Linked DNA regions of Mus musculus: region 1 is linked to region 2. Evidence: chromatin loops called from intact Hi-C (ENCODE). Cell type or tissue: left cerebral cortex. All regions are shown on one strand. Links, peaks and the distances in the headings refer to the core of each region. The heading gives the core; the rest is flanking DNA.

What was found. Peaks named below come from ENCODE experiments on the same cell type or tissue, not always from the same donor. Only the 100,000 strongest peaks of a DNase experiment are listed, where the experiment ranks them.
Region 1: a loop joins it to region 2, with 2.0 times the contacts of the local background. A loop is called at or near these places in 1 of 42 quality-filtered maps.

The regions. Positions count from the first base shown.
Region 1 is chrX:68,500,170-68,505,561 of GRCm38, forward strand. It overlaps the pseudogene Gm6806. Among named protein-coding and RNA genes, the nearest start is that of Fmr1os, 180 kb to the right of the region's middle. In left cerebral cortex, for the core only: no CTCF peak of the experiment used is centred there; DNase peaks (open chromatin) are centred at 3,037 and 3,439.
Region 2 is chrX:68,555,179-68,560,570 of GRCm38, forward strand. No RefSeq gene overlaps it. Among named protein-coding and RNA genes, the nearest start is that of Fmr1os, 120 kb to the right of the region's middle. In left cerebral cortex, for the core only: no CTCF peak of the experiment used is centred there; DNase peaks (open chromatin) are centred at 2,761 and 3,404.

The sequences.
Region 1 (5,392 bases), core at 115-5,114, 55 kb before region 2:
ACGCAGTGCTGTGCTCTCATTGTGAGTGCTGACAACAAAACTGGGGTCTTCTGTAAAAGCAGTGTCTGTTCTTTACTGCTGAGCCTTCTGTCTATCCCATACACTTTTTAAATTTACAAATATTTTATCTGTTCCTAATTATATTTTAAATCCATTTTAAGAAGCTAAATTCATGACAGAAGTATTCAAATACCAATATATGTTTTCTAAATTTGATGTCTATCTTGAACTATATTTTATGTACTTTTAATCATTTAAAAAAAACTCACTTTGAAGCCCACCTAGGAGTCATATAAAACTCATATGAAATTCATATGAAATCCTTATGAATCATTCATCAAATGCGTCTTGGTGTATCTTGTTTAAAGTAAGCTAAAATCTTAATCTGAATCTTAAATAAAGAGATTGACAAAACTTCACCTTGTAAAACGTTTAGTGATTTTTATACAAAATTAATTTTTCCAAAAGACACTAATACATACATTTTCTTTTAAAGGGCTTTTTAAATTTTTATTTTATTTATTTACATTTCAAATGTTGTCTCCCTTCCTGGTCCCCCTTTATGATTCCCCCACCCCATCCCCTTTCCCCTTCACCTCTAAGAGGGTACCCTTCATCCACCCACCCACTCCCACCTCACCTCTCTAGAATCCCTCTTCTCTGGGGCATCAAGCCTCCATGGGACCAAGTATATCTCCTCCTACTGAGGCCAGACAAGGCAGTCCTCTGCTATATATGTAGCAGGGGCCACAGACCAGCCCATGTATGTTCTTTGCTTGATGGCTTAGTTCCTGGGAACTTTGAGGGGTCCAGTTAGTTTATACTGTTTTGTTGTTCTTCCTATGGAGTTGCTAACCCTTTCAGTAACTTCAGTCTTATGCTAACTCTTCCATAGGGGTCTTCAGGCTCAGTGTGGTGCTGGTAGAGCCTCTCAGAGGACAGCCAGTCATTCTAGGCTCCAGTCTGTAAACACATCATGGCATCAACAATAATGTCAGGGTTTGGTGCCTGCGCATGGAATGGACCCCAAGTTGGGGCAGTATCTGGAGGGCTATCCTTCTGTCTCTACTCCATTTTTGTCCCTACATTTCCTTTAGACAGGTACAATTCTGTGTCAAAAATTTTAAGATCGGTGGGTGGCCCCATCCCTAACTGGGGGCCATGTCTATCTATTTACTGGAGGTGTTCTCTTCAGGTTTCATCTCCCTACTGCTGGGCATTTAGGCTGTCATCCCCATTGGGTCATAGAGCCTCCCACATCTTTGGTGTCTGGGACTTTCTAGTGTTTCCCCCTTCCCCCAACCCCACCTCCACAGCTGCATATTTCTATTCATTCTCCTGGACTGCTGGCTTCTCTTCTGTGTCATTCTATACCTGAACCCACCCGCCTTCTCTCCTCCCTCTCCCCTCCAGGTCTTTACTCCCTCTGCCTCCTGTGATTATTTTGTTCTCCCTAAGTGGCATTGAAGCACACACTCTTGGGCCTTCCTTCTTGTTAAACTTCATAAGGTTTGTGACCTGTATCATGGGTATTCTGAACTTTTTGGCTAATATCCACTTATCAGTGAGTATATAACATGGATGTCCCTTTGGGTTTGAGTTACATCACTCAGGATGATATTTTCTAGTTCCATCCATCTGCCACCTTTTTAATTTGATTGATATATTATGAATATTAGTAGTGTGGTATCAATAAAGTCTATTACTTTGCATTACTTAAAACTGACTCAGTTGAGCCAAAGAGATGGCTCAATAGTTATGAGTATTTGCTGCTTTTGTAGAGAAGCCAAGTTTGGTTTCCAGCAGCCTTGTTGTAGGACTCAGAACTGACAGTTCCAGGGACCCAGTGTTCTCTTCTGGTTTTTCCAGATACCAGGCATGATGTACATGAATATATGAAGGCATTCGCACATACACATAAAATAAAAAAAAAAATAAATATATACTTTAAGGAAGAACAAAACTGTCAAGGCCAAAAAGTTATAAATACAATTTGACAAGGTTTGTTCCATAAACGTCTATGTTAAAGAAAGCATCTCATAATAGTAGCCAAAAGTCAGAACCCATTAAAGATGTATTAAATATTTACAAAGAAAGTTGAGATCATTTTCTATTTAGCAGAATTTTCTCTGAACTTAGCAAATACTTGCAGCCATGGAGATGGTATTAGCTCAGCAACAACAACAAAAATCCTATGATTCACATAGAAATTATCATGAAAAGTATTGTATAACAGGAACCTTCTACTCTCTACCTATGGCCTTCTTAGCTCTTTTACTGTATTTTTGGTTTATGGCAAAACTTAATATGACATACAACATGGAAACTAATGCTTCTATGTCTTGGAACATATACCTTCAGCTGTTATAGGATCCTCCGAGTTCAAATATAAATGTCAAAAAATGGATGAATCAGCAAATATCTGCCCAGTTACATAGGACAACTGATGAGACAACTGGCTCCTAGACTAGGAGTTCTAAACAGTTCACTACACTATCAAATATGCTACCAGTGAGGAAGTGAAAATGGTCTGGGACTGATAGTAAGGTTATGAACTTTCTTGATTAATTATTTACTATTATATTTTCCAAATGTTATGAAAACTGCATAGTGATATAATGAAAAATTGTTAATGGAACTCTTAAATTAATATTCAATATTTTATTTTACCTGCTTTCTTTTGTGTGTTTATTTTTTATAAACTTTTAAAACATGAGTTCCCGCCATCATGACACTTTCTACATCAGTATTTCCACATTTATCTCCTACATCTAAAAATATTTTACTTATTAATCTGTAATACCCTTATCACTCTTAAAATCATTTATGGCTGAGATTTCCAGACTTCTCAGCGAGAGGCTGAGGAACATTGAATAGCTGCTCAGGATGCATCCTCCTATGTTTTGCTTTCTACTTCTCTCTGGTGCCAGCCTACTCACTGACAATAAAAAAAGAAAGAAAGAAACTACTTACTAGAGTGTATGGGAGGTGTCAAACCCAAAGTTATCCAAGAAGATGTGAGAAAGCTTATAGGAGACTGGCCTTGAAGCACTACCTTGATAAGAATTCAAATAAGGGCATAAAATCTAAACAGATTTCTCAAACTGGTGAATTTCCTGCTGATTCTAATGCCAAGGGAAAAGGGGGTTATGTGACACAGTAGGTAGGAGAACAAGCACTTCAAGAAGATGGAACAGGCGGCTATGCTTTTGGCTCCTGGATAGACATCTTTGGTATGTTCTTTAGAGGAAAGAACATTAAAATGATAAAAATGGTATGTGTAGGCTCTCAACAATCATGAAGACTTATATAATAGCGCAATAAGAAAATTGTCTCAGCAAAAGAAAGTGATTGGTAACAAAAGTGAAGATGGAAATGGTAAGAAAGGAAGAGTAGAAGTATGTTGTCAGAAATTCAGAGGTACTGACATGCAAATTCATTTATGGCTGAGATTTCCAGACTTCTCAGATTCATCAGATGGGACCAGAAATGGCTCAGTAAAATTGGTTTATGTGCATGGAGTGGCAGAATCTTGAAGAACAGACCAGTCCTAATGACAGTTCTAAAAACTGCAATGGAAGAAAGATAGTCTGGGAGAAGAAGATTTTAGAAGTTCATACTGACAAAGGCATGAAAGACAGCCAGAAGATAACATTCCATGGAAAAGGAGACCACAAATCAGGATTAAAGCCAGGAGATATTATTACTGTGCTAGATCAAAATAGCCATGCTGTTTTTACTTGAAGCTGAGAAGACCTTTTCATATACAGGAACTTACAGCTTGTTGAAGCATTCAGTGGCTTCCAGGAGCCAATATCTGTCATTGAACAGGAAACCATAATCCTCACTTCTAATCCAGATCATAATGTCAAACACAGAGATACAAAATGTGTGCACAATGAACGTACAGCAATATATTGTTAACCACATGAAGATGGATGCCTAATCATTGACTCTAAGTTAAGCTTTCCTGGAAAGATTTTCTTTGTCTGCTCGAAAAACTCCTTGCAGAGAGGAAAGAAGTAGAAGAGCCTAAAGAAATAAATTATAACTAGTGAACTTTGATCCAAATCAGGAAAAATGTTGCCATTATAAAAGAGAAACATAAAGATGATGATCACCACCCCAGAGGTGTGCTCTGTATCAAACCCTTTAATGGGGCCAGTGAGTGGCACTTTTTAGGAAGGAGGAAATGTTAGGGAAGTATAAAATCCTATGCTCACTACTTGGCTAATGTTTTTGTTTTAACACTCAATAGAAGTGTTTTAAAAGTTAGATGAAGAATAGATACAAATATAAAAGCTCAAAAAATACTTTATAATAATCTTTGGATAGTGCATTAGTCCACATTCAATTTTATCTAATATACTTTATAATTATATTTTAAACAAAGATCAAATCAAACATGAATTTATTTTTAGATATGGATTTCAAAATAACTTTAGTTTGTATGTTCAAGAGAGAGATGAAAAATGAAAGCCTGAAGTTGAAAAATATGTGTGCAGTTAGAAAACAGGGGTATTAGAGGATAAGTTTCTATAAGAGGGTCAAAAATGAGAAATTAGTTAATGGAGTGTCAGGGAAGCAAAAGATGAGAGGTGCACTGCCTGATGAGAGGAGAAAGTCTGAAGGCATCATTTTTTTGACAAGTGAAATCCTTTACAGAGGAATTTTGTTAACAGACATCAAACTGTAAGGGGTTGAGCACAAGTGAAGTGTGAAGAATAATCCTTCCATAAGTTTCTCTTTGAAATGGAGTAAACAAACTAGATGGATCGCATACTCTCAAATTTTTATCATTGGAAACTAGTTGCATGTCCCCTCTGCTCAGTAGCACTATTACTCCAAGACTGTGTTTTAAAATGTAGTTTTCACTATGGGGCTGCAGACCCCTTCAGCTCCTTGGATACTTTCTCTAGCTCCTTCAATGGGGACCCTCTGCTTTCTCCAATGGATGGCTGTGAGCATCCACTTCTGTTTTTGTCAGGCACTGGTAAAGCCTCCTAGCAGACAACTGTATCAGGCTCCTGTCAGCAAGCACTTGTTGGCATCAGCAATAGTGTCTGGGTTTGGTGGTTGTTTATGGGATGGATCCCCAGGTGGGGCAGTCTTGGGATAGTCTTTCTGCTCCACACTTTGTCTCTGTAACTCCTTCCATGGGTATTTTGATCCCCCGTCTAAGAAGGATCAAAGTATCCACACTTTGGTCTTCCTTCTTCTTGAGCTTCATGTAGTCTGTGAATTTTATCTTGGATATTCTGAGTTTCTGGGGTAATATCAACTTAACAGTGAGTATATATCATGTGTGTTCCTTTGTGGATGTGTTACCTCACTCAGGATGATATCTTCCAGATCCATCCATTTGTCTAAGAATTTCATAAAGTCATTGTTT
Region 2 (5,392 bases), core at 314-5,313:
ATTTCAGAATACAGATGCAAAGCAAAGGACCTGCAGTTGCAAGTGTGAAGCTTGAAATCTGAAGGAGGAATTGCCCTCAACAGCTGTTAGAATCTCTCTGCCTCTCTCTCTCTCTCTCTCTCTCTCTCTCTCTCTCTCTCTCTCTCTCTCTCTCTCTCCCTCCCTCCCTTTCTCCCTCCCCCACCTCTCTCTCTCTCTCATGTACTTCCTTTAATATTTTAAAAAACAGATAGGGAAGTTCCTTAATTTTATTTTGAACAAAAGAAGGTACTTCATATGTTATTTATCTGCCCCCAACACACCCCCAAAATGAAATGAAAATAATGTACAGGTCTTCATTGGTTCTTCTAAAACTTTGACATGTAGGTATGGTTATCCTCTCAAGTGTTCCAATACGTAAACTTAGGCTCTTTAGAAGTAAGCAAGTTGGCCAAGGTTATAGCCAAGAAGAGTCGCAGGCATTCCAACCCGGATGTTCTTCAAGTCTGTGGTCTTCCCTATTTCTTATTGTTTTCATCAGTCTTCACCTTTCACACACACACACACACACAGACACACATACACACAGAAAAAGAATTTTCCATTATCCTATGAAAATTCCTTGTTTTTGAGGCTTTAATGGAAAAGAGTTACAGAAAGTCTCTCCCATAAAAGTTCCTCTTAAGAAAAAGGATGAAAACAACCAGTTGTGCCAGCACCAATTGTTGAAAATGCTGTCTTTCTTCCACTGGATGGTTTTAGCTCCCTTGTCGAAGATCAAGTGACCATAGGTGTGTGGGTTCATTTCTGGGTCTTCAATTCTATTCCATTGGTCTACTTGTCTGTCTCTATACCAGTACCATGCAGTTTTTATCACAATTGCTCTGTAGTAAAGCTTTAGGTCAGGCATGGTGATTCCACCAGAGGTTCTTTTATCCTTGAGAAGACTTTTTGCAATCCTAGGTTTTTTGTTATTCCAGATGAATTTGCAAATTGCTCCTTCTAATTCATTGAAGAATTGAGTTGGAATTTTGATGGGGATTGCATTGAATCTGTAGATTGCTTTTGGCAAGATAGCCATTTTTACAATGTTTATTCTGCCAATCCATGAGCATGGGAGATCTTTCCATCTTCTGAGATCTTCTTTAATTTCTTTCTTCAAAGATCGAATGGCAGAGAAGCACCTGAAAAAATGTTCAACATCCTTAATCATCAGGGAAATGCAAATCAAAACAACCCTGAGATTCCACCTTACACCAGTCAAAATGGCTAAGATCAAAAATTCAGGTGACAGCAGATGCTGGCGTGGATGTGGAGAAAGAGGAACACTCCTCCATTGTTGGTGGGATTGCAGGCTTGTACAACCACTCTGGAAATCAGTCTGGCGGTTCCTCAGAAAATTGGACATAGTACTACCGGAGGATCCAGCAATACCTTTCCTGGGCATATATCCAGAAGATGCCCCAACTGGTAAGAAGGACACATGCTCCACTATGTTCATAGCAGCCTTATTTATAATAGCCAGAAGCTGGAAAGAACCCAGATGCCCCTCAACAGAGGAATGGATACAGAAAATGTGGTACATCTACACAATGGAGTACTACTCAGCTATTAAAAAGAATGAATTTATGAAATTCCTAGCCAAATGGATGGACCTGGAGGGCATCATCCTGAGTGAGGTAACACAGTCACAAAGGAACTCACACAATATGTACTCACTGATAAGTGGATATTAGCCCCAAACCTAGGATTCCCAAGATATAAGATACAATTTGCTAAACACATGAAACTCAAGAAGAATGAAGACTGAAGTGTGGACACTATGCCCCTCCTTAGAATTGGGAACAAAACACCCATGGAAGGAGTTACAGAGACAAAATTTGGAGCTGAGATGAAAGGATGGACCATGTAGAGACTGCCATATCCAGGGATCCACCCCATAATCAGCATCCAAACGCTGACACCATTGCATACACTAGCAAGATTTTTTCGAAAGGACCCAGATGTAGCTGTCTCTTGTGAGACTATGCCGGGGCCTAGCAAACACAGAAGTGGATGCTCACAGTCAGCTAATGGATGAATCACAGGGCTCCCAATGGAGGAGCTAGAGAAAGTAGCCAAGGAGCTAAAGGGATCTGCAACCCTATAGGTGGAACAACATTATGAACTAACCAGTACCCCGGAGCTCTTGACTCTAGCTGCATATGTATCAAAAGATGGCCTAGTCGGCCATCACTGGAAAGAGAGGCCCATTGGACACGCAAACTTTATATGCCCCAGTACAGGGGAATACCAGGGCCAAAAAGGGGGAGTGGGTGGGCAGGGGAGTGGGGGTGGGTGGGTATGGGGGACTTTTGGTATAGCATTGGAAATGTAAATGAGCTAAATACCTAATAAAAAATGGAAAAAAAAGAAAAAGGATGAAATATTAGAATCCAACTGCTGCACTCCTCTTCCCCCCAAGCATTATACTACTGTGTCTTGCTAACAAAATTGAATCTTAGATTATAAGAGCTGTAGGGCCTTCCAGGGTCATTTAATATAATGTCTTCAAATTACAAACAAGGAAATGGGCCCAGAGAAATGTGGATAACCTTGTTTAGCTAATAACCCCAACTCCCAGCCCCATGTTCTTCTTATGCTTGGCTCTCTATGAGCACACCAAAGCTTAAGTCACCACTAGCTTTCCAATTAGTATGCTTAAGCAATTCCTGGAATAGTGTGTCCTAGAAGCCTAAAAGCTCTTCCATATGGTAAGGCAAAATTCTGCTTCCCTGTAACTCCCCCGCCTTCCCACCCCATCAGTCCCGGTTTGACTCTCTGGAGAAATATTCAGACAGTCTTCAGACATTCCAATTTTAAAGCCAGGAAAATATCTGAGTTTGGGATATAAATTCAGCTGTCTTATGCCTCCCATGTGATCATTTCCTCATAACTTCTGCAACTTTAATTTATGCTGCATAATGGCAGTTTATGCTGTCTGCTTTTCTATGACCCAACTGATTCTTTCTTGTTCTCAAGTGACCAGCACAATGCAATCTGACCCATTTGGCCATTGAGCAAGGCAGATTAGAAAATCAGCTATTTCCAGTAGATGCAATAAACATGTGAAGGCCCCAAGCAATAGTTCACAATATTACAAAATGAACACAGCTCAAGATTTCTGAAATGTAGGAGTTTCTTGGAAGAGGGATGTTTGTCAGGGCCAGTCTTCTTACACAGACACTCAATTCAATTGCTTTGTGCAGCACATCTGTGTATGCCAGTTGCACAAGAAACTTTTGATAAGGGGAGATTTCTTGCACCTTGAATACACATATAGTTTCAGAAGTCTGCCATCATTCACTCAATGTGTCTTATTGACATTGCAAGCAATCAAACTTCCTTATCTTGGCCATATAATCTAGCATCTGTGAGTAAAAGCCTGGCTTACATAGTTCTTTTCACCAAATCAATTCTCTGAAAGTCTATGAGTTAAGCAAAATCCAAAGTTAGTATGTCATTCCTCATCTTCCCACACACTTCTGAAGCTTCTGTCTCTGCTGACAAGATGCTCATGCTTTCATGTCTTCTTTGAGCCTCCAGAACACTTTATAGCATTGGATTTTCTTTGAACTCTTGGACCACTTTGATTTACTTTCATTGTTTCCTTTTCTATTCTATTTCAAACACGGTTGTTTTCCAATGTTCCCTTCTCAGAATACTGATTTTTTTTTTCATTTGGCTTCAGGAGTCTCTTGCATTTATTTATCTCAATGTTATGTCCTTCTCATTCCTCAGGCTCTGGGGGATAATTTGGAATCAGGTACTGTGCTGTCTCCAGCACTATTCTTTGTGTCTAGGATGGTTTGGGCTATTTAGGATCTTTAATGTCTCTATATACATTTTAGGATTATTCTTGTCTATTTCAACACCGAAAACCATTGGAATTTGAGTGAATATTACATAGAAGCTCAGTAAATTTTTATAATACACTCATTGTCACATTTTTAATTCTTCCAACCTATGAGCATGGACAGCCTCTTCAACATGTACTATCATCTTCAATTTATTTCTTATTTTGTAAGTTTCACTGTAGAGGTGTTTTGTTTTGTTTTGTTTTGTTTTGTTTTGTTTTGTTTTGTTTGGGGAGTGGGTTGTTTGTTTGTATATGAGTCCATTGTTGTTGTCTTCTACAGACCAAAAAAAAGGCATCAGATCCTATGATAGATGGTTTTAAGCCACCATGTGGTTGTTGGGAATTGAACTCAGGATCTCTGAAAGAGCAGTCAGTGCTCTTAACCACTGCGCCATCTCTCCAGACCCCACTATAGAGGTCTTTGACTCAGATAAGTTTATTCCTCAGTGTGTGTGTGTGTGTTTGAGACTATAATCTATAATTGATGAGGTTGCGTGGTTGCTTTTCTGACTTTTTTTCCTCAGTGTGTTTGTAATTAATGTTTACAAACTCATATCATTTACAAGTAGACATAGTATCAAGTTATTTTCCTGTTAGTATCCTTTTTATTTCTTTCTCGTACATAATTGCTGTGGTTAAAAATAACTGTGTTGTATTGAATAAGAGTGGGAAGAATAGTATCCTTACTTACTTTCTGAATTTGGGAGAAATGCTTTCAGTTTGTCCCCATTCAGAACAATGCTAACTATAAATTTTTTAAACTTAGCATTTATTGTGTTATGGTTCAGTAGAGGATTAACATCCTGGATATATAAAGAACTAAAAATGATTAGCACCAAAAGAACAAGATGTTCAATCAATAAATGAACACAAACATTTAAAAGATTCTTACCAAAGAAGTATAAATAGCTAATAATCTTTTAAAAATTCATCTTCAGCTATTAGGGAAAATATCAACTAAAAGCATATTAATATATCATTTCACCCTAAGCAAGAAAATAAGAACATGTTACTGACAATTAGTAGGAGAAGAAACTTATACACTGTTGGTAGGAAAGCAAATAAATGAGTTCAACTGCTATGGGAATTAGTATGGATATTCCTTTTAAAACTAAATATAGAACTGCTATATGATACAGTGATATCATGCTAAGAATATACCTGAAGGAATCAAAATCACCATACAATTGAGATACTAAGATACCCATAATTATTATTGTTGTACTATATATAATAGCCAATAAATGAAATAAGCTTAGATGCCAATCACAATATAATTGTCAGAATGACAAAGGAGTATTACTCATTCATTAAAAGAACAGAATTATATCATTTATAGGAAACATACAGAATTAGAACAAAAATTTTCATAAAGAAACCCATAACTATATAATTGATATGTGCTGACACAAACATTTTTCTCTCATATTGCTAACTTTCATTTCCTAGTGTCTGATCTTCCTCCCTTTTTATGAGTTCTAAACGTATGTAAATTAAACATTTCTACCATGATAT